Linked DNA regions of Homo sapiens: all the other regions are linked to region 1. The links are chromatin loops, found by intact Hi-C in ENCODE. Cell type or tissue: natural killer cell. All regions are shown on one strand. Region 1 holds the start of LOC124907997 (a long non-coding RNA gene). Region 2 holds the start of MIR4777 (microRNA 4777). Region 3 overlaps ARMC9 (armadillo repeat containing 9). Region 4 overlaps ARMC9 (armadillo repeat containing 9).

Region 1 (8,000 bases):
TCCTTCTTTAATCTGGTGTCTGAGGAGTTTTGTCTGCGACTCATCCTGCTACACTGCTATTTCTCCCTCCTCAGCACAGGTCTTCCCACAGTTCTCTCTTGGCCAGCCGGCTGCATAATTTGCAGAGCCCAGTGCAAAATGAAATTACAGGACCCTGGTTTTAAAAAGGTATTAAGAATTTTAAAGGTCAGGCTCACGCCTGTAATCCCAACACTTTGGGAGGCTGAGGTGGGAGGATGGCTTGAGCCCAGGAATTTGGGACCAGCCTGGGCAACATAGAGAGACCCCTGTCTCTACAAAAAAAAAAATTTTTTTTTTTTGAGACAGAGGTCTCATTCTGTCGCCCAGGCTGGAGTGCAGTGGTGCGATCTCAGCTCACTGCAAGCTCTGCTTCCCAGGTTCGCGCCATTCTGCTGCCTCAGCCTCCCGAGTAGCTGGGACTACAGGCACCCACCACCACGCCTGGCTAATTTTTTTCTTAAAAAATTTTAAAATTACCTCAGAGTGGTGGCACGCACCTGTCTGGGGCCAAGGTTGCCAGAGATTGCCTCGGGATGCTGAGGTGGGAGGATCCCTTGAGCCCAGGAGGTCGAGGCTGCAGTGAGCTGTGATCGCATCACTGCACTCCAGCCTGGGTGACAGAGCGAGACACTGTCTCAAAAAAAAAAAAAAAAAAAAAAAGAATTTAAGATTGCCACAGCAGAGCATTGAGCATTAAACCAAGTGCTGGGAGCTTCTGAGGGAGGCCTGCGACTGTGATGCCAGCCCTATTTGCCCCTCCTCATCCTCAGAAGCCAGGTCCTGCTCTGGGCTGCAGAGAGGGGATTGGGGCTCACAGTTCAGCATGGGAGAGGGCAGCCCAGGGACACCCAGAAAATGGAGGTGTACAGGCCACAGGACCCAGGCCCAGGTGGAGGCCCAGAGACGGTTATGGGTTCAGCTGCCCCTGAAGGATGAGGCAGAGGGAACCACATATACCAAGGGCTGCTGGGAGCAGGGTGGATGCATTCTGAAGCGGAAAGGAGCTCCTCTCGGGGCTGGACCTGGGGTGAGAGAAGGGGTGGGAGGCTGGGAGGCAGGCAGGGCAGTTTCTCAGGTCTTCTAGGTTCAGGAGTACTTTAACTTTATCCTGAGCACAAAGGGACAAAGAGCAGGGGTTCACGGCAGCCTGAGGGAGCAGAGGGCAGTTTTGAGGCACCTCCACCCCTCCCTCTGGCGCACTTTGGCCCATTCTGGCCAGCTCCAGTGGGGCCCCACTCTGGAAAATCAGGCATTTAGTTTTGCTTCCTGGTAATGATAACAACTGACATTTTATGGAGCACATTTCATATGCCAGGCACCCTGGTAAACATTTAACGTGTAGTCAATATGACTTTAACTCAGGGTACAAATATGGTTACTTTTTAATTTTTCTCATTGATTGCTCAAATCCCTCATGTACCATTATTGGCAGAAAAATCCAATATCAGCCTCTTGGAACCCACTCTCAAATTGTCCAAGAACCTCAGGGATTTCCCTCCTCCAAAGAGAGGGTTCTCTGGAAAGTCTGAGCAGTCATCTCCAGTTGTTCCCTCTCTCTCCACACAGGGGCGCTGTGGAACAGCGGGCCTGCACAGTCCTGTGGCTTCTGAGGCTTGGCTACCTTCACTGCACAGGCTGCGGTGGGGCCTATGCTTCCAAAACAAAGTTACCCTTCTCTCAGTCACCCTCACAAGCTCAACGACCTTTCCCCAGAGAGCAGCAGCATGCCAGGGGTGCTGGGTCCTGTGGCCCCCCAGTCAGCTACACAGTCTGTGGGGGAATCCCACAGACTCAGGTTCTCTCTGGCCTGGTGAAGCAACTTTTTAGACAGTAGATTTTAGTTGGTCCCAGGGTCTTAACTCTTTCCTCCTCAAAGGCCCTGGCTTTGCAAAATGGTTCCCTCCTCCCCGGCAACTGGCTGTGCATTCCAAGGGGCCTTGAAAAGGGGTAGCCTTTGTCAGTCCTCAAAAAGTCCAGTTCCACTCTTCCCCCAGGGTAATGGGTGCCTACTCAGCCACATTTACATAACTAAAGGAGACCACTCAAAGAATCCTACTCTTAACAAAGAAAGCTGTTCCTAGGTGACTTATTCTGTGCACCTAAACTGAGAAGGAGCAGGGGGAAGCTTCTGGAATCCTGTTATACACCATGTTCAAAGTAAGAAATGGAGGGCTCTAAGAGAAGGATCCCACGGCTATTGTGTGACAGGCACGATTTGAACTCTGTGCCCTGCACACCTAACCCCCATACTCTACTGTCTCCCAAGAGCCTCCAGCCTCCCATCCTTTTTCCTTAGCAGTAACTTAGTCACAAATATCTGTGTTTGTTGTTTCTGTCTAAAAGGAGGAAAATGTTATGTCCAATGAGCGATTGAAACTGTGATGGTTGGGGGAGCCCAGCGTTATTAGGGCTGTAAGAAATAAATGTTTCCAGAGAGTTATTTAAGCTATTGTGAAGAAAAACTTTTCTGTTCCAGTGAAACACTATACATTATCTAAAGCACAGCCAGACCTGTCTGCTTCCAGCCCCATTCACGGTCTTTGAGCTATTTTGCACCTCTTTTTAAGTTGCAAGTACTGAGGGCTTTGCAAACTGTCTTGTCAGGTGAAGCTTCCATTGACTTCTCTTCCACCCCCCACCAACACCCCCACGGTGGAAAAACCAGTTTGCCGCTGTTTGCAATTCAATTCCTTCACTCCATATAAATTTGTGCTTTTTGATGTCTCCTTTGAACCAGATATAACATCTACCTTGTCCTTTTTATGAGTAAAATAAATCTTTAATACATGCTCATTTTTTATTTCTGAACAAGGGTCATGAATCTACCTTTTTCTGAAAATTGTCTTTTACCAATTGCCTTTATGTGAAAATGAACACAGATACATTATCGAACAGAATGCAATTTTTGCTTATATTTCTAAAACAAAACTTGAATCTTGGAATACATTGTATACTCACTGAAGACCCTTCCAAAGTGAGCCAAAGCTTAGAGCTCAATCCTTTTAGAGGGTTTTGCCCCCCGGGAATTTGAGAAAATATCTAGTCCAGATCGCAACCAGACAGAATGAATCCGAATGAGTGAGTGGGTGGGGCGCGAGCCCAGGCATTTTTTATCGCTCCCAGGTGACTCAAGTTGGGAACTACCGGCCTGGGCTGGGATTGACTGACCCTGCCGTGCAGCCTGTGACCTATCACAAATCACCTTGGCTTTGTTTTTCCTCGGTGCGGCCGAATCCCACAGGAATGCGTGGAATCCCTGCCCTCACCCATGGCGAAGCTGCCCCCCTCGGGCTCCGCCTGCCCCCCGCGGCTCCTCGTCGCCGGGCAGCCAGGAGCTGCTGGGTGGGCGCGGGCGTCCCGGGGCGCGGTGCGACCCAGAGCCCCTCGCGGAACCCGCCTGGGCTGTGCAGGGGACAACGCGTTCGGCTGTCGAGGGTGGGGGAGCCCTGTGTGTGTGGTGGGGGTGGCATCCGATGGATCCCGGGGGCCTGCGGAGGAGGTGGGCATCTCGGCGCCACCCGGTGCGCGCCCCGAGCGAGGGCATCTCCCCTCGAGACCAGCCCGCGGAGCTGCGCGAGGCGTGGGGTAAGGCGGCGTAGACCTCCCAGTGCCGGCTGCAGGGCCGCGGGTCGGGGCGGGGCCCCGCGAGGAGCAAGGGGCTGGCCGGGCTGGAGGGCTGGGTGAGTCCCCGCCCTGGCAATCCCAGAAGAGGGCAGGGAGCGCCCCCAACTGACCGCCGGGGGCATCGTGACGCTGAGGTGGATGGGAGACTGCACGATTTGAGCAGGTTGTGTGAAATCTGGAACTCCATTACTTGTACCCCAAGGCATCTTTTTTATGCGGATTTAAGCTGGAAAGCGCCACACCAAGCTGTTAACAGGAACTGCTTCCTGGCACTGAGATTCCAGGGGCTGCTCGTTCCTTTCTCTGGCTCATCTGTGTAAGGAAGACTTTCCTCCGTGAGCCTTTCCACCAAGCTCAGGCCTGAGGCTTAGGAGAAATGTGCGAGATCCCGACAGCCTCGGAGGGAGTGAGGGGGCTTCGAGACCCTCAGGGCCACCTTAGGGGCCTCTACCAGGGAAGGAGAAATGATCTTGTTTCACCGGCCAGGGAGGTGAGTGCAGCCCCTTCAGGACCTCAAAAATCCCTACTGGGGGCCCACCCTCAGAGGCCTGGTGAGGTCAGAACTAAGGCCTTGGATAGCAGGATACAGTTTGCTGTTCTAATTGTTTAGTATCTGATCTCATAGACAAATGACACAATAATCATTTTTTCATAAAATCTTAATATATAAAGCCAACGATGGTAAGGATATGTTTGGTTTCAAGTGACATGAGATTCTGCTCAGTTGGGCTTGGTGGCTCGCACCTGTAACCCCAGCACTTTAAGAGGCCTAGATGGGCAGATCGCTTGAGCTCAGGAGTTTGAGACCAGCCTGGCAACATGGTGAAACACCACCTCTACAAAAAAGTACAAAAATCAGCCAGGCATGGTGGCATGAGCACCTGTAGTCCCAGCCACTGAGGGTTGCGGAGGGGAGCTGAGATGGGAGGATCCTGGGAGGTTGAGGTTACAGTGCCCATGCACTCCAGCCTGGGTGACAGAATGAGACCCTGTCTCAAAAAAAATAATAATAATAAAAAGAAGGAAAGAAAAGGAAAAAAGAAAGTCTGCTCGAACTGGTTGCGACCAGCAAGGAGATGTGTGGGCTCACAGAAGTGAAAGTACAGGGATGCCTGCCTCAGGGGCTGATGCAGGACAGAAATATAAAACAGCCACTCCCCATACTGGAGCTGCCTAGCTGGAAAGGGGCAGGTTGAGATTGCTCTCAGGTGGCCTGACTGCAAAAGCTGCATGTTAGCCACCACTCAGACACGTGCTAGGGTCTGGAGGATGGAGGCAAGTCTGGAAACAGCTGCCTGTCCACCATGACTGCCTGCAATTTGTTAAGACCACCTGCAATTTGCTAAGCGCTGATGGGGAGGCCAGGCTCAGCTCAGATAGCTCAGCTCCCGCAGACCTAGTCGAATGTTTCTTGCTAGATTTTATGTATTTTTGTAACCAAATGCTCCCATTTTTTCTAAGAAAAACGGAATGAATTACTTTTTTTTTAATTATTATTTTCTATTCTCTCCCCTTTCCCTCCTTCCCGTTTCCTACTCAGCCCTTCAGAAATGCAAATGTAACCGTTCACCTCCCCCTAGACATTCCCTTCAGGGTAATTCCCTTCAGGGCAATTTCTTCAACGGCTCCAAGACAGATCTTTTCCTTGAGAGCTGACAGTCGATTTGCTGACAGTTGATTTCCAGACTGAAGCGTACCTGCCACGGAACTTTTACCTCCATGGGGTGACCTTAGAACTTCTGCTCTGCAAACTGGAAGTGACCTTCATCCTCCAGGAGGGTATGTCGAAAGCATTCCCGCTTGGCCACTTTTACAAGTTATTTCTGCCTGGGAAGGCACCAACTCAATTATCCAGTAGATAAGATACGGGGCAACAGGGGAACGCCTGCCTTGCATACTTGCTCACCCCCGACCTTATAAAAGTGTCCATGTTACTGCTCCAAAGGTGAAGCAGCACATGTAAAGGCAGGACGCGTTGTGTCCCTTCCCCAAGCTACCTTTGGAATACATTCACTTTTCTTACACCAGACCTCGCGCTTGTTCATTGGACTCTGCATGCGATGAGCAACTAACCTGCTTTTCAGTTATGCTTTGGAGCCATGTTGTTTAGCACTTAGAAAATAGAGGTGGGTCTGGGCGCGGTGGCTCATGCCTATAATCGCAGCATTTTGGGAGGCCGAGGTGGGTGGACCACTTGAGGTCAGGAATTCAAGACCAACCTGGCCAACTTGGTGAAACCCTGTCTCTACTAAAAATAGAAAAAATGAGCCCAGCATGGTGGCACATCCCTGTAATCCCAGTTACTCGGGAGGCTGAGGCATGAGAATTGCTTGAATCCGGGAGGTAGAGGTTGCAGTGAGCCGGCATCACGCCACTGCACTCCAGCCTGGGCCACAGAGTGAGACTCCATCTCAAAAACAAAAAAAAAAAAAAAAAAAGAAAAAGAAAATAGAGGGTGTCTGATAAAAATGTACCTTCTCTAGTGTGCAGCACAGTAAATCCAGCACCCCAGAGATGTCCTGCCTGGCTCCCTGGAACCCGTCTGTGCACATGATGAGATGTCACCTCTGTAATTAGCTTAGGTTACATGGCACAATTAGCCTTAAAATAGGGAAATATTCTGGGTGAGCCTCATCTAATCCCATGAGACCTTAAAAGCAGAGAGCTTTCTCCCACTGGTGGCAGAAGGAGAAGTCAGACTAGAAGCAGAATTCACATGCCATTGTTGACCTGAAGACTGAGGGACAAGGTGGCAAGGAATGATAGCAAATTCTAGAAGCTAACAGCAGCCCCTGGCTGGCAGCCAGCAAGGAAATGGGAACTTCATACTGAATTCTGCCAGTAATAGAAATGAGCTTGGAAGAGGACCCTAAATTCCAGGGGAGGGATGCAGCTGGACAGAGAACCTAGCCATGCTGTACTGGTCTCCTGACCTGTGGGACTGTGGCAAAATAAATGGATGTTGTGTTAAAAAGAAAAAACCTAAACACTCAGAAAAAAAGAAAAATGTTGGCAGTACAAAGAGATATTGCCAGAAACACAAATATAGTGAGTCTTTAACATACTATTTAACAACCTAGAAGAGATTTAACTTACCAAAATCAGAGACATCAGGCCAGACAGGGTGGCTCACGCCTGTAATCCCAGCACTTTGGGAAGCCAAGTGGGTGGATCACTTAAGGCCAGGAGTTCAAGACAAACCTGACCAACGTGGTGAAACCCCATCTCTACTGAAAATACAAAAGTTATCCGGGTGTGGTGGCATGCACCTGTAATCCCAGCTCCTTGGGAGGCTAAGGCAGAAGAATCTCTTGAACCCGGGAGGCAGAGGTTGCAGTGAGCCTAGATTCCACCACTGCACTCCAGCCTGGCCTGGACAACAGAGCAAGACTCTCTCAAAAAAAATAAAAATGAAAATAAACCAAAGACATCAAAGACCCAAACAATACCATGAGTAGTTTGAATCAAAGATCTGTATCAAATTCTGTACCACACACAGCTTGTATCTTCTTTTTGCATATGAAACCTTTACCATGTATGTGTATTAGAAGGAAAGACAACATCAACTATCCCCCAAGGCAGAAATTAAACAGGCCAAACTCTATGTCCACAATATACGGTAAATCAGAAATTACCCACAAAATTAAACCAAACAAGAACAATGACAAAAATCCTAGCCTGTTTCTTAAATAACTGTTGAGTCAAAGAGAAAGTAAAAACTATAATGGTTCATTGTTTTGAAATCGGGAAGACCACATAATTATATTTAAGGGAATAATGTCAGTTTACCTCATTTTGACTTCAAGGGGTGTTACGTGTCAGGCCTTGGGCTTAAGGCTGTAGCTGCTGAACATTGCCCAATTTAACAACTATAAATGCATTCATTATTGTAAAAATAAAAATAAAAACAAGTGAACTAATGTTTCAACTCAACATTGCACGAGAAGAATTTTATTTTTATTTATTTATTTTTTTGAAACAGGGTCTCACTCCATTGCCCAGGCTGGAGTGCAGTGGCACCATCTTGGCTCACTGCAACCTCTGCCTTCCAGGCTGAAGAGCTCCTCCCACCTCAGCCTCCCCAGTGGCTGGGACTATAGGCACGCCCTCCAGGCCTAGCTAATTTTTATATTTTCGGTAGAGATAGGGTTTTGCGATGTTGCCCAGGCTGGTCTCAGTCTCCTGAGCTCAATTCATCTGTCCACCTCAGCCTCCCAAAGTGCTGAGACTACAGGCACGAGCCAGCACGCTGGGCCAGAAAAGAACTTTATTTATTTATTTTTTTTTGAGACGGAGTCTTGCTCTGTCACCCAAGCTGGAGTGCAGTGGTGTGATCTTGGCTCACTGCAACGTCC
Region 2 (8,000 bases), 50 kb before region 1:
TTTTTTTTTTTGAGATGGAGTCTCGCTCTCTCACCCAGGCTGGAGTGCAGTGGTGCGATCTTGGCTCACTGCAAACTCCGCCTCCCGGGGTTCAAGTGATTCCCCTGCCTCAGCCTCCTGAGTAGCTGGGATTACAGGCATGTGTTACCATACCCGGCTAATTTTTGTATTTTTAGTAGAGACAGGGTTTTACCATGTTGGCCAGGCTGGTCTCAAACTCCTGGCCTCAAGTGATCTGCCTGCCCCAGCCTCCCAAAGTGGTGGGATTACAGGCGTGAGCCACCGTGCTCAGCTGGTCTCTTGTTCTTGGTGGGACCTCTGAAAGTCTTCAGTGTGGCCTGTGCTGGAGGAAGTAGGAGAGGAGAAGGGGACAGTTGAACCAAGACCACCTCATGGTCTTGGGACACTCCAGCTCAGTTCCTCCTTTTTTATGACCACCCCGTCCCCTACGCTCACACCCCCTGGGAAGCTCCTGGTCCTGGTCCTAGAGGACTTGCCTGGCGTGGGCACAGCTTTGTGACTCCACACGTTGTAATGGGGTTCCCCTGCGTGTAGCCCAGCAATTCGGTGTGACTTCACTCAAGTATTCTCTTGTACACCTACGCTTTTTCTCCTGGCCTTATTCTAAGCACACTGAGCATGTGCCTCCTGTCCTGAAGCTCTATTTCTAGACCCAGATCCAGGTGGAGACCGCCCAGTGCCACCCGCTGGGTTCTGGTATCAGAAATAGATTCTCGTTTGGGTCAAAAGAGAATTATCTGGAAGTCAAAGCCCCTTGCTACAGGGAAACCTGCAGGGAAGATCCCTTTATATTTAAGATTAAACAGATCACATTGCAAAGCCACAGAGGAGCTGCTAAAATGAAAGAGCTGAGAGGAGCTTGGCCTAAGGGAGTCACGGATGCAGCCTCTGTCACAGTGTCGCTGCAGCAGTGACATGGACCCCTTCAGCTGTAGGAGAAGAGGAGAGGCGGGGTGGGGGAAGGGGTGCGTGGCATCTGAGATGCAGGAACATCTGTTCCCAGGCCCTTGGGGAGCCCTCCGTATGCTATGATGCTATCTGGGATTCTCCGTCTGCTTCCCCGTGAAGGGCTCCTGCGTGTCCCGGGTGGCCTGGTTCTGGGTGGGCATCAGCTACAGCACAAGTCACTGGGAGTTAGGGCACTTCCTGGCCACCCTGGGTGTACCGAGTGGTTCAGCATTAAGGAGCCTTGGGCTGCTCGGTGAGGAGCACCCTACCTCTCAGGTTGTTGGTTTTAGCAAATAAAACTACACACCACCCAGTTACATTTGAGTTTCAGATAAGCAAATGGGCCTCCACATTCTGTCTGGGGGCGCCTAGCCATGGCCCAGGGAGACAATTTGTTGTTCTGAGGGCTTTCCAGAGGCTGAGGGGTGCCAGGAAGGCTGAGCGGCCAGGGTGATCTGAACCTCCCTGGGCTGTGCCTGTCACCACCAGCAGTGTGCCTGCCATCCCCCGCTACCTGGCAAGTTCCCGGGCTGCACGAGTAAACAAGTATCCCAAGCCACAGGCGCCAGGGAGCCCGCAGGGCCTGGCCTGGGGTGCGTGCTTTTCTTGGCTTTCCAACCCAGCCCACGAGAGGGCATCCTTAGAGGGGCTCCAGAGCAGATGTGGACTGAACTTTCTCTCCTCCTCCCCAGCAGCCATCATCGCCAAGCCAGGAGAGTGGCTCCCAAGAGGACGCCAGGAAGAGCCTCGCCCAGCCCCCACGGGGACCCCCCGCCAGCCAAGGGAGGCGCCCCAGGACCCAGGCAATGGAGTGACCACCAGGTAAGGGGGATATCACAAGGCCTCGAACCTGACTCTCGGAGCTCTGGGAGTGGGCGCCCCACGCCGGATGCAGAGCACCCAGGAGACCTGGAAGGCTCCTCTGAGGCCCAGCCTCTGACAGGGGAGGCTAAGGAGCAGTGTCAAGATTCCCAGCGGAGTGCAGCCGCCACTCCTGACCACCTCGGAGGGCTGTGCTGCCTGAGAGCCATCAGTCAGACGGGAAGGACACAGCACTCAGAAGCATGCCCATGGGACTAGTTTTCAAAACTGCCAGGCGGACTTGTCCAGGGCTGGGTGATGGGGTGACTTAGGGACAGTGTCCTGTCAGCTTTTTGCATTTGGAGGAAGTGGGCTGTAGGGCAGAAAGATGGAGAAGGAGGTGAGTAAATGGTTTGGCTCAGAGGTCACTTCCTGAAACAGAAACTGGGCCTCCAGGCTGGGGCGTGGTGGCGCACGCCTGTAATCCCAACACTTTGGGAGGCTGAGGCAGGAGGATTGCTTGAGCCCAGGAGTTTGAAACTAGCCTGGGCAACATAGTGAGACCCTGTCTCAAAAAAAAAAAAAAAATCAAAAAACTAAAAAAAAAAAAAGAAAAGAAAAAACTGGACCCCCGAGCAGAAGAAAAAAAAAAATAGTGTCCTCTCTTCCACTGTGCCACGTGAGCACAGACTGGCCCTGTGGGTTATTAGGGGTTCTTTAGGGTCTAGAAAGGACCTTTCCAATCTCGCCAGCTCTTTCTTTTGGATCTGGAGAAACCTGCTCAGGGAGAGGGGCCTGGCCTGGGTCTCAGACCCTGCCTGTCCCTGACCACCAGGCATGCCAGCTGCCCCTCACCACTTCCTCCTGGCCATGAAGGAAGCCAACCTCCTGCGGTAAAATATGGGGCTGGAGCAGGCTCAGCTTAGTTCTGGGGGCCCCCGGAGAGGACAGGCAGGAAGACTGAGCAGAACCTGCACCCACTGGTGGAGAAAATCGGAGAGAGAAAGAGGCAGGAAGAGAAATCAATGGGGAGTGGCAGACAGGAGGAGGATGTAAGAGAAAGGGGGCGCAGACAAGTGTGCTGAGCTTCCTTGGGTGGGATGGGCTAGAAGCCGAAATCGGAACTGTGGGAAGGATGGGAAGGACTTCAAGACCTGGGCTAGGGAAGGGTGGGGGCAGTCCCAGCTATCTTTAAGAAGCACGGGGTCAAAGGTGGCTGCATTACTGGGGGAGGGGCCAAGCCTCTGGACTCCTCCAGTTCCACTGCCAACCTGCCTGGGGACCCAGGGACCTACCTCCCCTACCTGGGCCTCCTCCCCTCTTTCTGTGGCTGAAGAGGAGCTTGTCAGCTAGACCAGGGGTTCTCAGGCTCTCAGCATCCCCCTGAAATGGGGACTCAAAATGAGAGACCTCTGAGGAGTGGGCTAGAGCTATCTCATGCCCCCAGTCCAGACTGGATCCTCCCCTGCGGTTCAGCCAGGCCAAACCTACGCTTCCGGTATAGGCCACTTCTTTTTACTTCCTGCAAATGCTGAGTTCATTTCTGAGGCTCTCCACTGGGGACAGCCCTCTCTCCCCAGAAATAACTGTTTTCACAGTAGGTAGGCAGCCGACCCTGAGGGACCTCATTACATCAAGCAGCGTTGCCTAGCTGGCCCCCCAAGATTCTACTGAGCACAAAGACCCCTCAGGGTCCAACCCAGAGGTGCCCTCCCCTTGGTGTCAGTCACTGAAGCCAGCTCTTATTTTAAGCCTGGGAGTTCAGTGTGAGGAAGAAGAGGATGGAAGGAGGGAGAAGTACAAGTTGTTCCATCTTCCTCTTCCTCCCTCACTGGCAACGTCATCTAGAATATTTCGGCATTCTAGATGAGAGATATATATATACCTCATATGTATATGGTATACCTCATCTAGAATGCTGTAATATTCTAAATCACAAGTGGCCATCTCTTGTCAGGCTGACTTCAGCCCCAATTCAGGTCTCACTGAAGCATCCCTTCCTCCTGCCTGACCCCAAAGTGCGGGTCACGCCCTTCTGCCAGGCTCACAGAAGCCACAGTCCCTCCACGGGGCGGAGACCCCACTGTGTTGTCATGTGGCTGCCTCTCACTGCCTCAGAGACAAGCGCAGTGTGCAGGGCACAGAGAGCGTGCAGGGCCTGCTGGGTATACGGGGAATGCAGGGCTGCAGGGAGTGTGCACAGTGTGCAAGGTATTCAGGAAGTGCAGGGCTGCAGGGAGTGTGCAAGGAGTGCAGGGAATGCAGGGCATGCAGGAGTGTGCACAGAGTGCCAGGAGTGCAGGGCATCTGTGCTGTGCTTCTGCACCTGGCCTAGGTGGTTAGAGTACTTGTTGATGAACAAGTAGGAGAAAGGGAGAAAGAGTGGTTCTCTATGTGGCTTTGGTGGGGAACGTTTGTCCCCTCAACTTCCCCGAGCTCTGTTCTCTTGCTCTTTCAGGTGAGGTCTCATACCCAGAAGAAGAATTGGTGGATGGGCAGGAAGCCCTTGGGGCAGAGGTCTGGGGTCAGTGGTAGACTGAATGATGGCACTGTTACTTAGCCCAGGAAGCCCTTGGGGCAGAGGTCTGGGTCAGTGGTAGACTGAATGATGGCACTGTTTACTTAGCCCGGCTTTCAGGTGTTTTAAGGATAATGGCCACTCAAGCTCTGTGCCAGTGACTTCCAGCAACTGTCTTGCTGTAAAATTACTTTCTCGGAGGCTAGAGAATAAAAGTCTAGACCTGCCTGGCGCAGTGGCTCACGCCTGTAATCCCAGCACTTTGGGAGGCCAAGGCGGGCGGACAACGAGGTCAAGAGATCAAGATCATCCTGGCCAACATGGAGAAACCCCGTCTCTACTAAAAATACAAAAATTAGCTGGGCGTGGTGGCACGTGCTTGTAGTCCCAGCTACTTGGGAGGCTGAGGCAGGAGAATCGCTTGAACTGGGAAGCAGAGGTTGCAGTGAGCCGAGATCGCACCACTGCACTCCAGCCTGGACGACAGAGTAAGACTCCGTCTCAAAAAAAAAAAAAAAAAAAAAAAAAAAGCCCAGACCCTACAATCATGGTGCCTTCCCCCAACCCCCATGGTGAAATTTTCCTTTTCCTTTGTCAGCTTCTTAGACTCCTTAGATTAAGTAGCAGGATAAAACGAATGTTGACCAGCTTTAAAGATGTATTTATTAAGAAACAAATGCATTTATCCTGCGAAGAGCCAAAGTGCATCCCAAGAAGTATGTCAGTCCAGACCACAGAGGCTGAGTTGCACCCCGGAATGTGCAGGAAGGTGATGGCAGGGCTGCCTTGACTGTCACCTGTCAGTCCTTCTCAGCATGGCCCTGCCACTCCAGAAGAGCAGCCCCAGCCAGGTGTGGGGTGCTTGTGCCTGGAAGTTCACCTCCACGTGGCCTGAGGACAGGTGAGGGAGGTGGCTCTGTCTGAGGAGCTCCTCGCACTCAGGCCCAGGACAGGATCAGAAGCAAATGTCAAAAATCTTGTCCTGCCACAGATGAGAAGTGATTCTTTTGCAAGTGCTGTGACTTTTTTAAAATGAGAAGAGATTGTACATATGTCTACATGTATGCCTTTCCCCTCACGTTTGTCCCTGAGGATGGACAGCAGCTCCCAATGGCACATTCATGCATCCAGCTAAAGAAACAACACATGCTCATGCCTGGAATCCCAGCACTTTGGGAGGCCGAGGCGGGCGGATCACCTGAGGTCCAGGAGTTTGAGACCAGCCTGACCAACATGGTGAAACCCTGTCTTTACTAAAAATACAAAAATTAGCCGGGCATGGTGGTGCATGCCTGTAATCCCAGCTACTCGGGAAGCTGAGGCAGGAGAATCATTTGAACCCAGGAGGTGGAGGTTGCAGTGAGCCGAGATCACACCATTGCACTCCAGCCTGGACAACAGGGCAAGATTTCATTTCAAAAAAAAAAAAGAAAGAAAGAAAGTGGCCCTCGGCAGAGCATCAGGGAGCTGCCCCTTGGCCTGGCAGAGCCCACCCCGTGAGGCACCCTGACCACCTTGGGGGCTGCTTCAGGCAGTGCCTGTGTTGACCTAGGAGGCTGGGCCCCTATCATTGGATGCTCCAGCTGCTCTAGGAAGGATGCAGTGGGAGGTGGGGTGGACGGCTGTTGGTAAGTGTCAGCTGAGCCCCTGGTGGCCTCAGGGCCCTCCATCCTCCCAGCATGGTGAGCTCAGCAGCCTGGAGGCAGCCAGGAGCCAGGGCCAGGAAATGGCGCTGGTCTGGCCTGAGATGAGGCCAGATTAGGGCAGAGCAGAGAAACCATGTGGAAAGGAAGTCCAGGACGGCAGTCACCTATGACATAGGGGAAGTCACGTGCCGCAGAAACGCATGGGACTGAGTCCTGGAAAAAATGTAAAGGGTGATATACGGGAAAGTTGGGAGGTGCTCTGCAAGGTAGGCGATTGTTTATTAGAGCAGCCTGGCCCTTATATGATCTCAGCGTATCAATAGGAACATTGTGTTGGGAGGGAAGAGCCATAAAATGCCTCGGGAGATGCTGAGTCTTTCCCTGTGTTTGCAATGCTGCTGAGTCATAATCCGGCTGCTAAGCATCACCCAGCAGAGGATCCTGTGTCCCTTCTGTTTGCATTAAGCCCAAAGAAAAGCATTCAGGGCCCCTAGGCGACTCTGCCCAGAGGGTTCATAACCGGCTCTCAGTTATTGCTGCGGACATTTCATCTGGATTATAAGAAAACCCAGAAAGGGGCAGAGGTGGGGAAACGGGCCAGAACAGAATACAGCAGATAAAGGCAGATAGGAACCAGCCGCACACACAGCAGATGGGAACCAGCCGCACACACAGCAGATAGGACCCAGCCGCACACACAGCTCCCATGCCATGGGCACACACTTGGCGACACGTCTCAAGCTCCTCGGCCTCCTGGGGCTTCATGTGTCGTTTCTTTTTCTTTTTTTTTGAGACACAGTCTCGCTCTGTCACCCAGGCTGGAGTGCAGTGGCACGATCTTGGCTCACTGCAACCTCTGCCTCCCGGGTTCAAGCGATTCTCCTGCCTCAGCTATTTTCTCCAGTGCCAGTGGGAGGGGCCAGGCAGAGGGAGCCCCGGTCTGAGGAGGCTCATTCCCACCCCTCACAGTCATGTCCTAGGGAGAGGGGGACAGGCTTAAGGTGTATTAGTTAGGACTCTCCAGGGAAACAGAGAGGCTGATTTTAGGGAATTGGCTCATGTGATTGGAGAGGCTTGGCAAGCGCAGAATCTGATGGGGTAGACCAGCAGGCTGGAGAGTCAGGGGAGAGTTGCCGTTCAAGTCCAAAGGCCATCAGTTGGCAGAACCCCTTCTTGCTCAGGGAATATCAGTCTTTTTCTATTATGGCCTTCAGCTGACTGGATGGGGGCACTCATGTTACGGAGGGTGATCTGCCTCACTCAGAGTCCACTGATTTAAATGTTCATCTTGTCCAAAAAAGAACTTCACAGAAACATCTAGAATAATATTTGACCGAATATCTGGGCACCATGGCCCAGCCAAATTGACACATAAAAATAACCATTACGGGCCAGGCACGGTGGCTTATGCTTATAATCCTGGCACTGTGGGAGGCCAAGGTGGGAGGATCTCTTGAGGCCAGGAGTGTGAGGCCAGCCTGGGCAACATTAGCAAAACCCCACCTCTAAAAAAATAATAAAATTTTAAAAATTGGGCCAGCTGCGGTGGCTCACGCCTGTAATCCCAGCACTTTGGGAGGCCGAGGTGGGTGGATCACGAGGTCAGGAGATCGAGACCATCCTGGCCAACATGGTGAAAACCCGTCTCTACTAAAAATACAAAAATTAGCCGGGCATGGTGGCGGGTGCCTGTAGTCCCAGCTACTCGGGAGGCTGAGGCAGGAGAATTGCTTGAACCCATGAGGCGGAGGTTGCAGTGACCCAAGATCATGCCACTGCACTCCAGCCTGGTGATAGAGCGAGACTCTGTCTCAAAACAAAACCAAACAAATTTTTTTTTTTGAGACGGAGTCTCGCTCTGTCGCCCAGGCTAGAGTGCAGTGGCGCAATCTCGGCTCACTGCAACCTCTGCCTCCCGGGTTCACGCCATTCTCCTGCCTCAGCCTCCCGAGTAGCTGGGACTACAGGCGCCCGCCACCACGCCTGGCTAATTTTTTGTGTTTTTAGTAGAGATGGGGTTTCACCATGTTAGCCAGGATGGTCTCGATCTCATGACCTCGTGATCC
Region 3 (8,000 bases), 170 kb before region 1:
GAATGGCTGGCTGTCAGCTGTTCCACACACGTGGACAGACAGATGGTAGAAGCGGAGTCTTTGGGACATGGCCACAGTGATTTTAGTGTGCCAAAATCTTAGAGAATCAGCCATTTTTAAAAGGTCAGTAAAGTCACCATTGGATATGCAAGTCTTAGAAAAGTAACTTCCTCATGAGCCCCTCAGAAGAAGGACTTGAAGCCACATCCCCGAGAATATGGCTGACCCTCTGTCCACTGTCCAGTTAACATTCGGACAGTTAGGAAGCAGAGTGTGCTTACCAAAACTGTGGCTTTCTCATAGCAATTAGCATGACAGGGTCTGTCTACTAGGAGCACTCCTTTCTTCCTCCTTCCCATTTATTTGTTAATTCATCAAAGACTTAGTGTTTTCTAGGTTCAGTTTATAAAATCCCATTATATCTTATATATACCAGCCATCCTTACATTCCCATCTTCTATAGGAGGAGTGATGTATCCAGTTTATTTAAAACTGATGTTGGTCAGGCATGGTGGCGCACACCTGTAATCCCAACACTGGTAGTCCAAGGCAGGCAGATTGCTTGAGCCCAGGAGTTCGAGGCCAGTCTGGGCAACATGGTGAAAACCCATCTCCACAAAAAATACAAAAATTAGGCCAGGCGTGGTGGCTCACGCCTGTAATCCCAGCACTTTGGGAGGCCGAGGCGGGCAGATGACAAGGTCAGGAGATCGAGACCATCCTGGCTAACATGGTGAAACCCTGTCTCTACTAAAAATACAAAAAAATTAGCTGGGCATGGTTGCGGGCACCTGTAGTCCCAGCTACTTGGGAGGCTGAGGCAGAAGAATGGCATGAACCCGGGAGGCGGAGCTTGCAGTGAGCTGAGATCACGCCACTGCACTCCAGCCTGGGTGACAGAGCAAGACTCCGTCTCAAAAAAAAAAAAAAAAATTAGTTGGGCTTGGTGGTGCGTGGCTGTAGCCCCAGCTACTCAGGAGCCTGAGGTGGGAGGATCACTTGAGCCCAGGAGGTTGAGGCTACAGCAAGAGGAGATCGCACCACTGCACTCCAGCCTGGGTGACAGAGTGAGAGCCTGTCTCAAAAGAAAGAAAAAACTGATGACATGTTATTAAGCACGGTTTAAAAAGGAGCAGGGGTACAACACAGCTGGTTATCCCACAAGAAGTTATCAATACCATCTGTCAGGAGACAGTCCTACCACCCCGACTGTTATGTTAGCAGCAAAATACAGACTTTGTCTAACCACTGGAAACCAGAGGAGGGAGGATGAGTTATGTTTAGCTTAGTGATAACCATTCTCCTTCTACTGAATCATTGGCTTAGGAACACGCAATAAAAGCTGCAAAAGCCTTTTACTGTTTCTAGCCGATTTCTTTAACAAGATGATAAAAAGCGTATGGGGGGTCATTGTCAAAGTATAAGAGAGTATTGTTGTTGACTAGACATGCATATATAAAGTTGATTTATGATATGTGTCTCGAGTTCAGATTTACAATGTGTGAAGAAGGAAATTAAGAAACAGTTTAGATGCAATGTCCAGTGACTGGACTGATAGGATTTAGGATTTGGAAGGAGAAGAAGATTGCTTGCTTTTTTGCTGATTTTTTTAAAGGGATAAATTCTACTCTAGGGCCCAACAGAAGGCCATCAATTTCAAAATAAGTACGTGGCACAGATCAGCGTCCTTCATAGAGCGGTCTTGGGTCAGCTCGCCGTCAGGTGCTCTGTTGAGCTTGAGTGTTACTGCTAATTACATTCTGTAAAGGAGCTTGGGCTGGGCCCTTTCACAAAACCGTTGATGTCTATAAAGTTTGGTACACTTGATACTGGTTTTTATATCTGGCAGTTAACAAGAATCTGGGCTTCTACCAACTTACTCACTGTTAAAAATTCAAAAGGGCCCATTAAATCGAGCCCTTCTTTCCCCCTGAGTTCTGAACTGGTTGAAAAATAGGACAAAAGAGTAAAGGAAAAAGGAGCTGAAAATATCACTGTTGGTACTGACAAAGCTTATATTGGAGAATGTGGATCTTTTTTTTTTTTTTTTTTTTGAGACAGGGTCTCGCTCTGTTACCCAGGCTGGAGTGCATTGGCACGATCAGGGCCTCTGCTGCCTTGACCTCCTGGGATCAAGTGGTCCTCCCACCTCAGCTTCCTGAATAGCTGGGACTATGGGCCTGCACCACCATGCCCAGCTAATTTTTATTTTTTATTTTTGTAGAGATGAGGTCTCACTATGTTGCCCAGGCTGGTCTCAAACTCCTGGGCTCAAGCAGTCCTCCCACTTTGGCCTCCCAAAATGCTGGGATTACAGGTGTGAGCCACCACACCTGGCTGAGAATGTGGATTTTGTTTGCAGGCAGGTGGGGTCCTACTCTTGTGCCTGGGAATTACGGAAGCATTCTTGCACAGCCCTGGACAGCTCTGGCCAAGCCTAGCCCGCTGCCATTGCTGTGGCCACCATGAGGGCGGCATGGAGGAGCGGAGTTGACACGTCTTCTCTGGTGGGCTCTGCCCAAAGCAGAAGAGGACAGGCAGGGCAGTGATGCCCAGGTCTGCCCCCAGCCTCACAAGTCCTGTTAGTCACCGCCTCTCTGGAGAGGAAGTCTCCCACTGACAGAGCAGCTCACGGTAGAAACACCACAAGAGGAAAGAAGTGAGGTTCTGCCCTCACCTAGTTCACACCCAGGTAGCTGTGTTCAGAAAGCTGCCCGTGTTATCGAAGCTGGCACAGGTGTCTAGGCACTCCCAGAGGGTTTATAAGGACGGTATTCATTTCTTTGAGGCGAGAGCTGTCCCAGGTGGCCTTTTTAGTTTGACTCCGCGTATTGCTGCTCCCACCCATTTGTCTTTCTGTAGTCCTTACCTTATCAGAGCCTGTGGCTTGCTGGGATATGGGAGAAATCAGATTTTATATTATCATCAACTTAGTGATAAGAAGTAAGGGAGAAAGTTATCCCTCAGGGCACAAGAGGCTGAGTTTTTTGTTTTCTAAGATTACGCAAGTCACGCGGGTGTGTTCGTTTGCAGGGAACGCAGTGCTAGGCTGTTCCTGGATGACAGTCTGCTGTCGGGGTTTCACCCATGGCAGAGCAGCTCCCTGGCTGTGATCTATTGAAAGTCAGCCCTGGGCAGAAGGGGTTAGTGTTAGGGTTAGGGCTAGCGTTACACAAATATGTTAGCTAGAAAGTATACCATTTTATCTGTAAATGAAGGAAAACCCATCCCCTCCCTTCGCTCAGCGCATCCTGCCCTCCCGTGGGAACCTGTTGCCTGTGTTTCATATGCGTCCTTCTAGAGCCTTGAAGTATATATCATTAACTTTTACTTGTGTGTATATTTTCTTTATCTTCTAGAGTTCTAATTTGAGAACGGCATTCCTCTATCAGACATTTAGGTGGCTTTTCTGTTTTCTGCTGTTTGTAATGGTGTAGTATGCATTTTCCCTGCCAAGAGCAGTTGAAAGTGCCTTGGTTGGTCTTTCTCTTCTTCACCCCCTGTTCCCCCTGGGCAAATGTGAATGCAGAGACACTGGAGAAAAGGTATGCCACGAGAGGGGGCTGTTCCACCCACACCAAGCCTGTTCCACCCACACCAAGCCTCTGCCCTAAGAGCAGGAGTGGGTAGAAGGCAGGCTGACCAGGAGACAGAATCTGGTGCCAACTCCTAAGGTAGAAATTCGAGCTCCTGCCCCCTGGATGAGTCCCAAGTCTGACCTAGTGGCACCTCTGGGTTTCTGGATTCCTTGGATGGGGAGGTTTCCATTTAAATGCATCCTTATTTAGAAAGATGCCCATTTGAGAATTAATGCTCTTTTTCTTCAACAACTCCAGATAAGGCCCCATTGGAAATAAAAGTCAAAACACTTTATTTATTTGGCTTTTATTTTAGGCTCAGCAGGTACATGTGCAGGTTTGTTACATGAGTAAATTACATGTCACTGGGATTTGGCATACAGATGATCTCATCACCCAGGTAGTGAGCATAATCCTGAGAGTTAGTTTTTCAAACCTTGCCCCTCCTACCCTCCCCCGCCAATAGTTCCCAGTATCTGTTATTCTGATCTTTGTGTCCTTGAGTGCTCAGTGTTTAGCTTCCACTTAGAAGTAAGAGCGTGTGGTGTTAGGTTTTCTTTTCCTGTGTTAATTTGCTTAGGATGATGGCCTCCAGCTGCATCCATGTTGCTACAAAGGACATGCTTTTGTTCTTTTTTATGGTTTCGTAGTATTCCATTGTATATGTGTACCACATTTTCCTTATCCAGTTCACTGCTGATGGGCACCCGGATTGATTCCATGTCTTTGCTATTGTGAATAGTGCTGCCATGAACATATGAGTACGTGTGTCTTTTTGGTAGAACGATTTATTTTCCTTTCAGTATAGAATTGCTGGGTCAAATGGTAGTTCTGTTTGAAGTTCTTGAGAAACCTCCAAACTGCTTTTCACAGTGGCTAATTTACATTCCCACGAACACATACAGAGCTTTTTTTGTTTTTGTTTTTGAGACAAGGCCTTGCTTTGTCGCCCAGGCTCACTGCAGCTTCGACCTCCTGGGCTCAGGTGCTCCTCCCACCTCAGTCTCCCAAGCAGCTGGGACTACAGATACATGTCACCACACTTGGCTAATTTTTTTTTTTTTTTAAGACCGAGTCTCGCTCCATCACCAGGCTGGAGTGCAGTGGCACGGTCTTGGCTCACTGCCAGCTCCGCCTCCCGGGTTCATGCCATTCTCCTGCCTCAGCCTCCCGAGTAGCTGGGACTACAGGCTCCCGCCACCATGCCCTGCTAATTTTTTGTATTTTTAGTAGAGACGAGGTTTCACCGTGTTAGCCAGGATGGTCTCGATCTCTTGACCTCGTGATCCACCTGCCTCGGCCTCCCAAAGTGCTGGGATTATAAGCGTGAGCCAACATGCCCAACCTTTTGATTTTAATTTGCATTAAAATGGTTTTGATTTTGTGATAGAGACTATAGCATTAAATGTAAAAAGACCCAGGACATGTGGCTCTTATAAGGCACCTGCTTCCACCTCAGCCATCTTTGTCAGCAGCTTCCTGCTATGTGGCTTGTGGCTCTGGCTTGAAGCTCAGCATCTTCAGCCCTTGCCTTCTCCCCAGTGTGATTTTCTTACATCTTGGCAAATGCCTACGCTTTCCCCACATTGCTGCCATGTGTCCAGGCCATCTTCCTTGGTGCAATGCCCTGTGTATTGAGGAGTCTCCCAACCAGCACCCCTGACCCTGCTATACCTCGTATACCAATGCCTGTTGCATACCCAGACCAACCTGGTGATGAGAGGGTTTAACACCTTTGTAGGCCGGGTGCAGTGGCTCACGCCTGTAATCCCAGCACTTTGGGAGGCCGAGGCAGGCAGATTACTTGAGGTCAGGAGTTTGAGACCAGCCTGGCCAGCATGACAAAACCCCGTCTCTACTAAAAATACAAAAATTAGCCGAGCGTGGTGGCACACACCTGTAATCCCAGCTACTTGGGAGACTGAGGCACGAGAATCACTTGAACCTGGGAGGCAGAGGTTGCAGTGAACTGAGATCACGCCATTGCACTCCAGCCTGGGCAACAGAGCAAGACTCTGTCTCAAAAAATAAAGCACCTTTGTATTAATATCTCAACCAGTGAGTTAGAGCTGTGACCAGCCATCAGCTGAGACCTTTCTCGAGCTCCAAACCCAGACTTCTGGCCTCCCCATGAATGCCTGACAGCTTCACCAGATTTGTGTCCAAATCGGGCTCAACTTTTCCTCCACACAGGTGGTCTCCCCTCCTGAATTTCCTGTCTCAGTGAAAGACACTCCAGGGAACACCTGGGAAGCGTCTGAGGTTTTTCTCTGTCCTTTGCCTGGTAATGGGATCTGCAAGAGCTTCCTCCCTCCCTGCCCACATTGCTGTTGTTTTTGTGTTTGTTCAGGCTCTCCATAGTTCCCTCTTGGCTTAATGTCACATTTCCTAACTGGTCTTAAAGCTCTTACCTTACTGATTATTTGTCACATGGGATCTGAAGTGGCCTTTCTGGTTGTGTCTTGTTTATTTGTACCCTTCATGTTCCAGGAAGGACTCAGGTGTCTTACAGGCATCCGATCATATTACTATCTTGCTCAACACCGTTATCACCTTAGGGTGAAGTGGTTTTCATCTCTTTTAACGTGCAAGTGCCCCTTCTCGTTAAAAAGCTGGCAGGGCCGGACGTGGTGGCTTACACGTGTAATCCCAGCCTTTGGGAGGCCGAGGCGGGCGGATCATGAGGTCAGGAGTTCGAGACCAGCCTGACCAACATGGTGAAACCCCGTCTCTACTAAAAATACAAAAATTAGCCAGGCGTGGTGGCGCACACCTATAATCCTAGCTACTCAGGAGGCTGAGGCAGAAGAATCGCTTGAACCCGGGAGGCGGAGGTTGCAGTTAGCCGAGATCATGCTGCTGCATTCCAGCCTGGGCAACAGAACGAGGTTCTGTCTCAAAAAAAAAAAAAAAAAAAAAAAAAAAGCTGGCCATAGCAGCCCCTTCCGCATCTGATGGGGATGTGCCTCTGGCTTGGGCCTCCATCGCCTGCCCAGTCCCCTGGCTGAGATATTGCCTCAAGGGTTCCATTGTGGGCATTTGAACCTCTGTTGAGTTCAAGGGGCCCTACATTCCTTACCCACGTGCATCCTGCACAGCCTGCCCAGCCACAGTGCTCTGTTAGTCCAGGTGAGTAGGGAGAGAAGAAGGGGTTGGCAGAAATGGCCTCATCTTCAGGGGCTCACTGGTAGCCTCTCCTGGGGTCTGGCCCCCAAACTTACTTTCTGCCCCTCACTGGCCCGCGCACCCCTGCCCCATCCTGCTGCTGTCTCTACTTAGAGCAGCGTTTTCCAAAGCCTGTGCCCGCAAATGCCCATCCCGCAGGATTTCCCTGCCCCACAGCCAAACAGCCTGGGAGTTAATAAGCTTGTGAACTGCCATCCAGTGAGATTCCCAGCACAGCAGTACACAGGAGACTCCCGAGAAGTCCCGCGGGAGAACTGCTACCCCTGCTGAGTCCAGTCAGTCTCCAGTTAGATCGGACCCAGGAACACTTTCCTTACCTTACACCTCCTGCTGGTTTGTCTTAGAAAGTCCCCATCCTGCTAGTCACCAAGAGCTGTCCCAGGCTTGGTGTGGCCCCACTGCCCACCTCCCCACATCCTGACACCAGCTAGGGAGAGCAGCTGCTCTGGGAGGCAGGCCCCAGGTCTTCCTGGGGCTGAGAAGGGATGGATGGGGGCAGAAATGCAGCTGTTTCAGCTTGGCTTAGGTAGGCATTTATTTTTCCTACCCAAAGGTTCCAGAGAACCTAGAAGGGAGCCTGGCACGGGGCAAGTGCTCAGTGAATAATTGATGGGTTACTACATTAGTTGTTCCACTGTTCTTCACCTGCATCCTAAAAAGGGTTGCGCCTGCATTTGACCCAGACATCTTCAGATGGGAGCATACCACCCACCCGTGCACACCTCCACGGGAGGGAGACCACCGCCCACCCGTGCACACCTCCACGGGAGGGAGACCACCGCCCACCCGTGCACACCTCCACGGGAGGGAGACCACCGCCCACCCGTGCACACCTCCACGGGAGGGAGACCACCGCCCACCCGTGCACACCTCCACGGGAGGGAGACCACCGCCCACCCGTGCACACCTCCACGGGAGGGAGACCACCACGTGCATTTGCAGGTCCACTGTGATTGGGAGCACAGTCCTTTTTCTGATGCCCCAGGCCTGCCAGGCCTTTCCCTGAGCTCTCAGCCTGAAATCCTAGAAATGAGACAGCACTCACTTGGGCTGGAGTGGGCTGGAGTCAGAGCCTCCGTAGCAGGTGGAGTCCACCCCGTGTTCAGAACCCATTGTTAGCTCAGTGAGGGAAATTTTTCTGACTGGTGATTGGTGATTCTGACTGTGTTGGATGGTTTGGGGCTTGTGATTGTTGATGTCTTTGTTGTAGGGCTGTCTGTTGCACTGTAGGTTGGT
Region 4 (8,000 bases), 110 kb before region 1:
ATGTGTGAAATGGCATTGCCACCATCTTTATTTAGATTATTGGTTTCCTTGTTCTATTTCAGTAAACTTGAAAACATCTCTGTGGGTTTTCACACGTCCAAGTCCAATCACAGTCTTCTAGCACAATTTTTCCAGTAAAGTTTTAAGGTCTTCAAGTATTAAAATTCAAGTATATTTTAGCGACCTAACCCCACAGGTGGGGAAGGACTATTCTGGCAAAGCCTAAAGGAAAATTCCAGCTGGTGACATTGACAACGCCGGGTGAGCTGCCAACAGCAACAGCAGAGAGATTTGTCCCCTGGCTTGGGCCTGGACCACAATGCCAGCCCTCAGGGAGGGGAACCAGCACCAGAGAGACAACAGGGGCACCAGCCAGGTCACTGGGCAGGAGCAAGGCAGAGCCCCCGGGAAAGGAATGATACTGGCCATTCTAGCCCCACGTGTGTTAGATATCGGAGTGCGGGCACCTCATGGAGTGTGGACCAACTCAGGGAACAGGATGGGAGATAGTCATCCCAGAAAGGAGCTGAGGTCTACAAGGCACTTCACTTCTCAGGACAGGATTATTCTGGGTAGTGGGATGAGTCTGAGCCAGCAGGCCTTGAGGTTATGGGGTCAGGAGAAGGGGAGCTGGGCAGGAGGAGGCAGAGAAAGAGAAGCGTGGCTGGGCTGTCTGTGGCCTTACAAAATAGCCAAGAGTCTTAAAAAAGGCATTTCTGTATTCGAAAATGAGCGGTTTATAACTGATGAGTACAGCAGCACTTCCTGAAGGTGGAATGGTGTATGCTGTTGGTGGATAGGGAAGTTAGTCATTAAACTTCAGCCAGAAAGCAGAGTGGCATCACATCTTCATGCCTGCACAGTAGCTTTCTAGACTAAATGGCATTCCACAACAGTGCTGCGACCCGTGGGGCATGCAAGCCTCAGTGAGCAGGGGGACACTTTGGTGTCCCACTGGCCTCGGTCCAGTGAAGTCAGTGGAGTCCTTCCCTTTAGAACGAGCGTTGGGTTGAGAACATGGGTTTCTACATCTTCCCTCCTGGGAATGGTTTGGTGTTTGATCAAATGTGGGTGCACCCTGCCTGCCACTTTACAAGCTGGGTGCTCTCCTCAAGTATGGCTTTAGTTCCTTCTTTTCTCCTACTTCCCATTTGACTTCCTTTCTTCTTTCAGGCTTTCTTTACCTTCATGTCATTTGTTCAAGAAACAAGTGATAATAAGAAAGATGTAGTAGGGATAGAGGGAGGAGTAAGTCAGCTGCTCTGTCCCCAGGGACTCACAGTTCAGTGCAGTGGGTGAGAGACGAGTCAGTAAGCATTCATTCATTAGTAAGCAGCAATCTTCCAGAAGTGGCGTGAACTGTCAGGAGTTCTAGATAAAACGCTGAGTGTGTTCGGGGAGGAAGAGATGGCTGCTGAGCAAGGGGATCAGGGAAGACTTCGTGGAGGAGAAAGTACCAACACCTCTGCAGTGCCTGCTTCTTACCTGGCCCTAAGCCGGGCGCTTCCCTTGTGGTGTATTGTGAGGTCCTACCGACAACCCTGAGAAGTGGCTGGTACAACCCCCATTCTACAGAGGAGGAAGCCGGGGCTCTTTCTTTCTGTAACTCCTTTGTGCTACCAACTTACTGCTCTTTTGTAAATTCTTAAAAAGACCTAGCGATGAACCACAGAGCCTTCAGGAACCCTACCTGCCATGACCACCACCCATACCGCCCGTGGAAAAATCATGGAGTTTAGAGATAGACTCGGCTTGAATCTCAGCTGCCTGCCACTTACTGGAAGTGAGACCAAGAAGTCTCTCTTTCCTCTCTGTGCCTCTCTGTAAAATGGGGGATAATAGTCAACAACATATTTGTAAGGATTAAGTGAAATAACGGGTATGGCAGAATCTAGCATGATGCCTTGAAATAAATATTTACTTACTTTTCCCTAAATTCCCCTAAAATTATATGCTGGCTTTTAATTTTCCCCATGCTACTATAATCATGTTCTGGTAAAAATGGAGAGATTTACTATTTAAAATTGCTTAGGATGATCTCAGACAGTGACTGAAATGGTTGTGATTAGGATGGTTAGGAGCATGATGACTTTGATGTAACCTCATTCTCATTAAGGTGTTTATGTCTCTGCAGAGGCTGACAGATTCTGTGGACCAAGGCTCCCACTGTTTATCCATTATTCATTGATTCTTTTTTTCTTTATAGAAGAGCTACCAGATGGTGTTCTTGAATCTGATGATGATGAAGATGAAGATGATGAAGTAAGTTGGAGGTTCTTGACACCACATAGAAAACCCATACCAAACTATTCTCTCTTTCCTGCCTTGACAAGTTAGTCCAGAAATGGAGATTTTTCATTCCTGCTACACTATTTCTCACAATTCTGAGGGTTGGCTAAAGCTCAGCTGGGTGGTGGTTCGGGTCTCACTTGGGGTCTCATGTGGGGAGCCCAGCGGCCATGTTTGAAGACTCCCACACTCATTGGGTTCACAGCAGAGACGCAGCATTGCATGTCATTCGAGTTTCATGGGAAGCTGAACAATGACCATTCTTCTGTGTGAGCTTTTGCTCTGAAGGGGCACGAGCCTCGGCCTGTCTTCCTCACCGGTGGGAGTGCTGGGCGTGTAGGCGCCTGGCGAGAGTCTCTGGCGTGAGGGGTCCTGGGTTTAGTTCAGAGCTAACGGAACTGACCAGTTTTCTCTGTTATTTGCATTCTTTTGACTTGTGTTTCCTCAGCTGTGAAAAATCTACTTGCCTGGTGTTTTAGAGCATGAAGGTTTAGAAGTTAATGTATGCGAGTCTCTGAAATGATGTAAAGAATGGTGACTCAGGGACTGTAGTTGGATTTTCAGATGACAAGATTTTACATGGTTTTCCTTCAGATACCTAGGAAGAAAAGACCTGTTGTCCCCTCTGGTCATCCTTGATTTGCCTGCCTTCATTTGCAGGGAGCAGTTACTCCTGCAGTGAATGCTGGAACATTTTCATCTATTTTGGGGGGAGCATTCACTGAAAAAGTGGATGTCAGAGGATGTTTTTTTGTTTGGAGTCGTGGCCTATCAGCTTGTAAAATGTGTAAAAGCCAGGTTTTTGATCACTGATGGCATCAGTTGGGAAAGAGGTATTTAAGAGCCCCTGCCAGAGAGGATCTGCTAAGATCTGCTGGGAGATGCTTCCTCAGCAGGCGGCCTCTGTGGCTGCCGTTTTCTTCACAGGCTGCAGGTGGCATCAGCGGGTACGTGCTCCTGCTGGCTCTTCCTGCCTTGTCCAGCAGTGCAGAGCTTGACCTCCAGATAGGGGTCCTGGCCCCTATCATCTTCTCCAGGCCCCTTTGTTTACAAAGGTGGAGGCAGAGGGAAAAACACCAGCTTGAGCTCACACAGAGAGTTGATGGTGGTAAAATTGGGTTTAGAACAGGAGTCGGCAGACACTTTGTGTAAAGGAAAAGATAGGAACTATTTTAGGGCTTGCAGGCCACACAGTCTCTGTTCCAACCACTCAATTCTGCCATTGTAACACGGTGGCTGTCAGCAGTACATAAGTGGCTGAACGTGGCTGTGTTCCTGTAAAACTATTTATGGACGCTAAAAATTTGAATTTCATACAATTTTTGCATGTCATTAAATATTCTTTCAAATACTTAAAAACACAAAAATCATTCTTAGCTGGCGAGCATAGGAAAGCAGGCACCTGACTCGTGGGCCATTGTTTGCCAGCCCCTAGGCAGTTCCCGGACTTGGGCAGCCTTCTCTTGATTATAATGAGTCACCACCTTTGTGCCTGGCCCTTCAATATCATTCTAAATGATAGTTTAAATTAATATTTAATTATTTGTTTTTAACAACTTTTTTTCATTGTGTCCTAAAGTTTGTCTCGAGATCTGTTTTCTTCCCTTCTTGTATCATCCCTTTGGGTTTTTCGGTTTGCTTTGGTTTTTCATTTTGCTTTGTTTTTGCTATAAATCCTGTTTTTATCTTATAAGGGAAAATTCATTTTGTTCAACTGTTCTAGTTAATGATGAGAACTCAATTTCTGGAAATTTCATTCTGAAAGCAATTGTCTACTGTAAATGAACAAATACAGAAGTCTTATAATTTTCTGGACTTTTGCTACTCTTTTAAGAGGTTGATGTTTGAAAATACTTGTGATAACTAGAATTTTCAGAAGATTTCTAGAAGAGGTTTAGTTGGAAAATTATAAGGAAAAGATCTGTCATTTGGGCCAAATGGGACTCTGTGATGAACCCCGGGCAGCAGATGGGGGCTCCTTCTCCCAGGTAAGCCTCACTGCGCATCACCGGTGCCAGCCGGGGCAGTCCGGGCACAGCCGGTCTTGCCTGGATTTTACTCAGCTTTCACCGGAGGCTAGCATTACGTTTATAACTGTCTTTCAAAGTTGGAGGGAAAAAAGAGAGTGACAGATCTTAGGCTAAAGAAAATTTCTAAGAATCCTTTGAGAAGTAGCACTGTTGTTGGAATGTGGTTATCACTTCCCAAGGTGACAGCTCTGAAGGAGACAGCAAAATTATTTGCAAGGTGTTGGAGTCATACCTTATCTTGCTTAGCAGTGTAAATGTTCTTTCATTTAATATTTAGACCCAAAACACAGAAAAATGAAACCACTGTTTTCAGTTAGCTGCTTAGCAACTCTAAAGATAAAATGGTTCTAATGGGGCCAGGCACGGTGGCTCACACCTGCAATCTCAACACTTTGGGAGGCCGAGGTGGGCGGATCACTTGAGACCAGCCTGGCCCACATGGTGAAACCCCATCTCTACTAAAAATACAAAAATTAGCTGGTTCATGGTGGCGTGCGCCTGTAATCCCAGCTACTAGGGAAGCTGAGGCACGAGAATCACCTGAACCTGGGAGGCGGAGGCTGCAGTGAGCTAAGATCCTGCCAGTGCACTCCAGCCTAGGCAACAAAGCAAGACCCCATCTCAAAAAAAGTGGGGGGCTGTAGTGGGATGGGGCCTGAGACCAGGGTAAATTATGCTCACTCTAAATCACATTGAGCTGAAATCTGTGCGCTCACAACTTCCACCACTGCTATCCCTGCTTCACTGGAAACTCTCAAGAGAACCCCTGATGCAAAGTCTCGTTTTTCTCTGTAATTTATAATGACTTGATCTAATGTGCTAACCTAACAAAGTTATGTCTGAATATACATACGTTTATATACTAAAATTTTAAAAAAAATAAAGGTAGAGCTAGAAATGCATCTTCTGATTTATAGACTGTCTAGGATATAATGTCAAATAGAAAAAGGAAATCATAAAGTAATTTGACCAATAATTTCGGAAAAAGCAAATGTATAAAGACACAGGGCTATGGATTATGTATGTGCCTATGTAGCGGAAAGGTGTGGACATGTACGCCCTCTTTGCTGACATTATAAACTGCAAGGGGGGAATAGGAATAAGGAAGTTTGGGTGAAAAATGCAGAGAGGCCCTGAGGCTCCTCAAGAGAGAGAAGTGAGACTAGGACACGGGGTTTAGTGGCGTGGAAGTCAGTTGCTGTGCATTTTTGTGGGTTGATGGAGCAAAAGCGAAATGAATGGATTGAGGGCCAGGTGGGAAGTGAGAAAATGGCTTAAGAAGTGTATGCTGCTCCTCGCCCAGTCTGGCTGTGCACAGAAGAGCAATAGTGGCTGAAGGGGGCATTTTTGTTTGTTTTAAGATGAGAGAAACCTGAGCATGTTAAAATGCTGATGGAGTAGCTCCAGCCGAGAGGGAGAGCTGGAACATTCAAGGCAGGAAGAGTCTACAGGATGGCATTGAAAATATGGGTGTTTTCATTGTTTTCTAAACCACTTATACTTTCTTGGCCCACAAAGCCCCAGACCCATTTAAACCTCCAGAGAAACAAAACCATCATTAGATCAGCTTGGACAATACACCCCAGGGAATGGACAATGACAGCTGTTATTTAAGGATTCAAATGCATCTCATTTAGCACTTCAGAGAAATGTGTTACCTGATGCATTTATTTTATATGAAACAGACGTAATATGTTACAAAAGGGCTGTTGGTAAATCACTAAGCTTAGGAGCCTGGTTCCGTTGTTCTCACCCCCAGTGACTCAGGTTTCCTTACTATATATCACAGCCAGTTTCCTTGTATGGCTTCCTTAAGTAGAAATGCAAGACCTTCCTGTGCTATTCTAGAAGACTGATTTTAAGACAAATATTCTCGCCTCTTGACAAAATAGGTTTAAGTGCCAGGTGAGGTCAGCCGTGGACATTTACTTGCTGGTTGCCATGTAAGTGCCAATCGTATGCTCAGCAATTTCCTTCTATACAAAGTGCTCAGATCTAAGAGTTGCTCATATATTTACTCAACAAATATTTGAGGGCCTCGAAATAACACTATTGTAGGAACTAATGGGGAAGGGATGCAAAAGAAATCTAAAAGAGTATCTGTGGTTTAAAATACCTCCAAGAATTTCCAGCCTAGATAGGGAAGATCACAGTGATTCTGACAACAGCAGCTCCCGCCTGCTGGCAGTGCCGGGTGCCAGGCACTGTTCTAGGCGCCTTATGGGTGTTCAGTCATCTCCTCTTCTTAGCAGCCCTGTGGTAGGTGCTATTTTTATTCACATTTCACAGATGAAGAGACAGAGAGAAAATAGGTCACTTGCCAAGTTCACACAGCTAATAAGTAACTGTGATGGGGCTGGGATTCAAATCCAGGTGGTCTGACTCAGTGGTCCATGCTCCTAACCACTGCCCTATATTACCTTCTTGTGAGACATACATGAATGCAAAATAGCAAATAACAGAAAATAAATATGTGATCACAGATTCATAAAGGTGATAGACACAGGAAGTGCCACAGAAATTCCAAGTACTCCAGGAATACTGGGAGATGGCTGGCGTGGGGTAAAGAGGAAGTGAGATGAGTTGAGGAAGGGAAGGGTGTGGCCAGCAGGGGTGGCATCCTCTGGGGGAGACAGCACAAGCATAAGCTTTATCCTTTGCCTCTCCACTGCACTCACATCAACCCCCCCAAGAAACCCATGTTAGTGATCTAGTGTGTGCATGCGCTTTCATACTTAAAAGATGCACACACAGAGTACACGGAGGTATGTACTACACACAGATCCATATATACTTTTGTCAGTATTTGTTTTTCAAAATGAGATAACATAGAGATAGAAATACACATACTTCTACACCATGTTGCCTTTTTCTCTTGTTAATGTTTCTTGAAAGTCCTTCTGAGTTAGGCAGTGTAGCAAGTTGATACTTTTTAATGCTATGAATGTATAATTTTCTAGATTTTTTGCTATTTCAAACAATGCTGTAGTAAAATCTTTGTAAAAATATCCTTATTTACCAGGGCTTTTATTTATATGGGCTCTTGCTGCTGGATGAAAAAGTATTTTTTTAATAATAGATTTTTCCAGATTGCTCTTTTCAAAGGCTGTTAATAATTCAGATTTCACTAGGAGAACATGAAGGAGCCTCTTCCCTCCATCTCCACTAGCAATAGGTGCTGTTACTCTATTTTTTTTTAATGTTTTTGCCAATCTGGATTTGGATTTGCTACATTGTACATTTCCAATTTCATATCCTTTCTGTTTTTTTCAGTTGTGCTTCTTTCCAAACCCTTTTCACCATCATTACAAATGTTTTAAAGATATATTTTTTCTAATCTCTTTTGCCACAAATCTTTTTTAAAATTTTTTTTAAGTTAAAGATTGAGGCGGGATGTGGTGGCTCACGCCTGAATCCCAGCAATTTGAGAGGCCAAAACAGGCACATCACCTGAGGCCAGGAGTTCAAGACCACCCTGGCCAACATGGTGAAACCCTGTCTCTACTAAAAATACAAAAATCAGCTGGGCGTGGTGGTGCACACCTGTAATCCAAGCTACTCGGTAGTCTGAGGCGCAAGAATCATTTGAACCCGGGAGGTGGAGGTTGCAGTGATCCAACATCACGCCGCTGCACTCCAGCCTGGGCAGAGCAAGACTCCATCTCAAAAAAAAAAAGTTAA

What was found. Peaks named below come from ENCODE experiments on the same cell type or tissue, not always from the same donor. Only the 100,000 strongest peaks of a DNase experiment are listed, where the experiment ranks them.
Region 2: it touches region 1 in a loop (4-fold over the local background); 4 of 110 quality-filtered maps call a loop at or near these places.
Region 3: it touches region 1 in a loop (4-fold over the local background); 15 of 110 quality-filtered maps call a loop at or near these places.
Region 4: a loop joins it to region 1, with 8 times the contacts of the local background. A loop is called at or near these places in 71 of 110 quality-filtered maps.

What each region holds. Positions count from the first base shown.
Region 1 is chr2:231,408,791-231,416,790 of GRCh38, forward strand. LOC124907997 (a long non-coding RNA gene) reads left to right here and starts at 3,506. Exons shown (of 2, transcript XR_007088118.1): 1 at 3,506-4,135; 2 at 5,186-5,674. RefSeq lists enhancers at 1,618-2,223, 2,224-2,828, 4,923-5,683, 5,684-6,443 and a silencer at 3,373-3,712. In natural killer cell, CTCF peaks have their summits at 1,833, 3,759 and 3,961; DNase peaks (open chromatin) are centred at 1,613 and 3,711; H3K4me3 peaks cover 251 bases; H3K27me3 peaks cover 644 bases.
Region 2 is chr2:231,359,093-231,367,092 of GRCh38, forward strand. ARMC9 (armadillo repeat containing 9) reads left to right here. Exons shown (of 25, transcript NM_001352754.2): 23 at 1,662-1,791. MIR4777 (microRNA 4777) reads left to right here and starts at 3,616; the gene lies at 3,616-3,701. RefSeq lists a silencer at 1,405-1,699 and an enhancer at 1,577-2,220. In natural killer cell, a CTCF peak has its summit at 3,338; a DNase peak (open chromatin) is centred at 3,309; H3K27ac peaks cover 2,003 bases.
Region 3 is chr2:231,242,331-231,250,330 of GRCh38, forward strand. All of the region lies in intron 9 of ARMC9 (armadillo repeat containing 9), which reads left to right. Among named protein-coding and RNA genes, the nearest start is that of ARMC9, 48 kb to the left of the region's middle. RefSeq lists an enhancer at 4,165-4,883. In natural killer cell, no CTCF peak of the experiment used is centred here; a DNase peak (open chromatin) is centred at 3,561.
Region 4 is chr2:231,293,992-231,301,991 of GRCh38, forward strand. It overlaps ARMC9 (armadillo repeat containing 9), which reads left to right. Exons shown (of 25, transcript NM_001352754.2): 19 at 2,207-2,262. Among named protein-coding and RNA genes, the nearest start is that of MIR4777, 65 kb to the right of the region's middle. In natural killer cell, CTCF peaks have their summits at 3,222 (motif pointing right) and 3,421; a DNase peak (open chromatin) is centred at 3,220.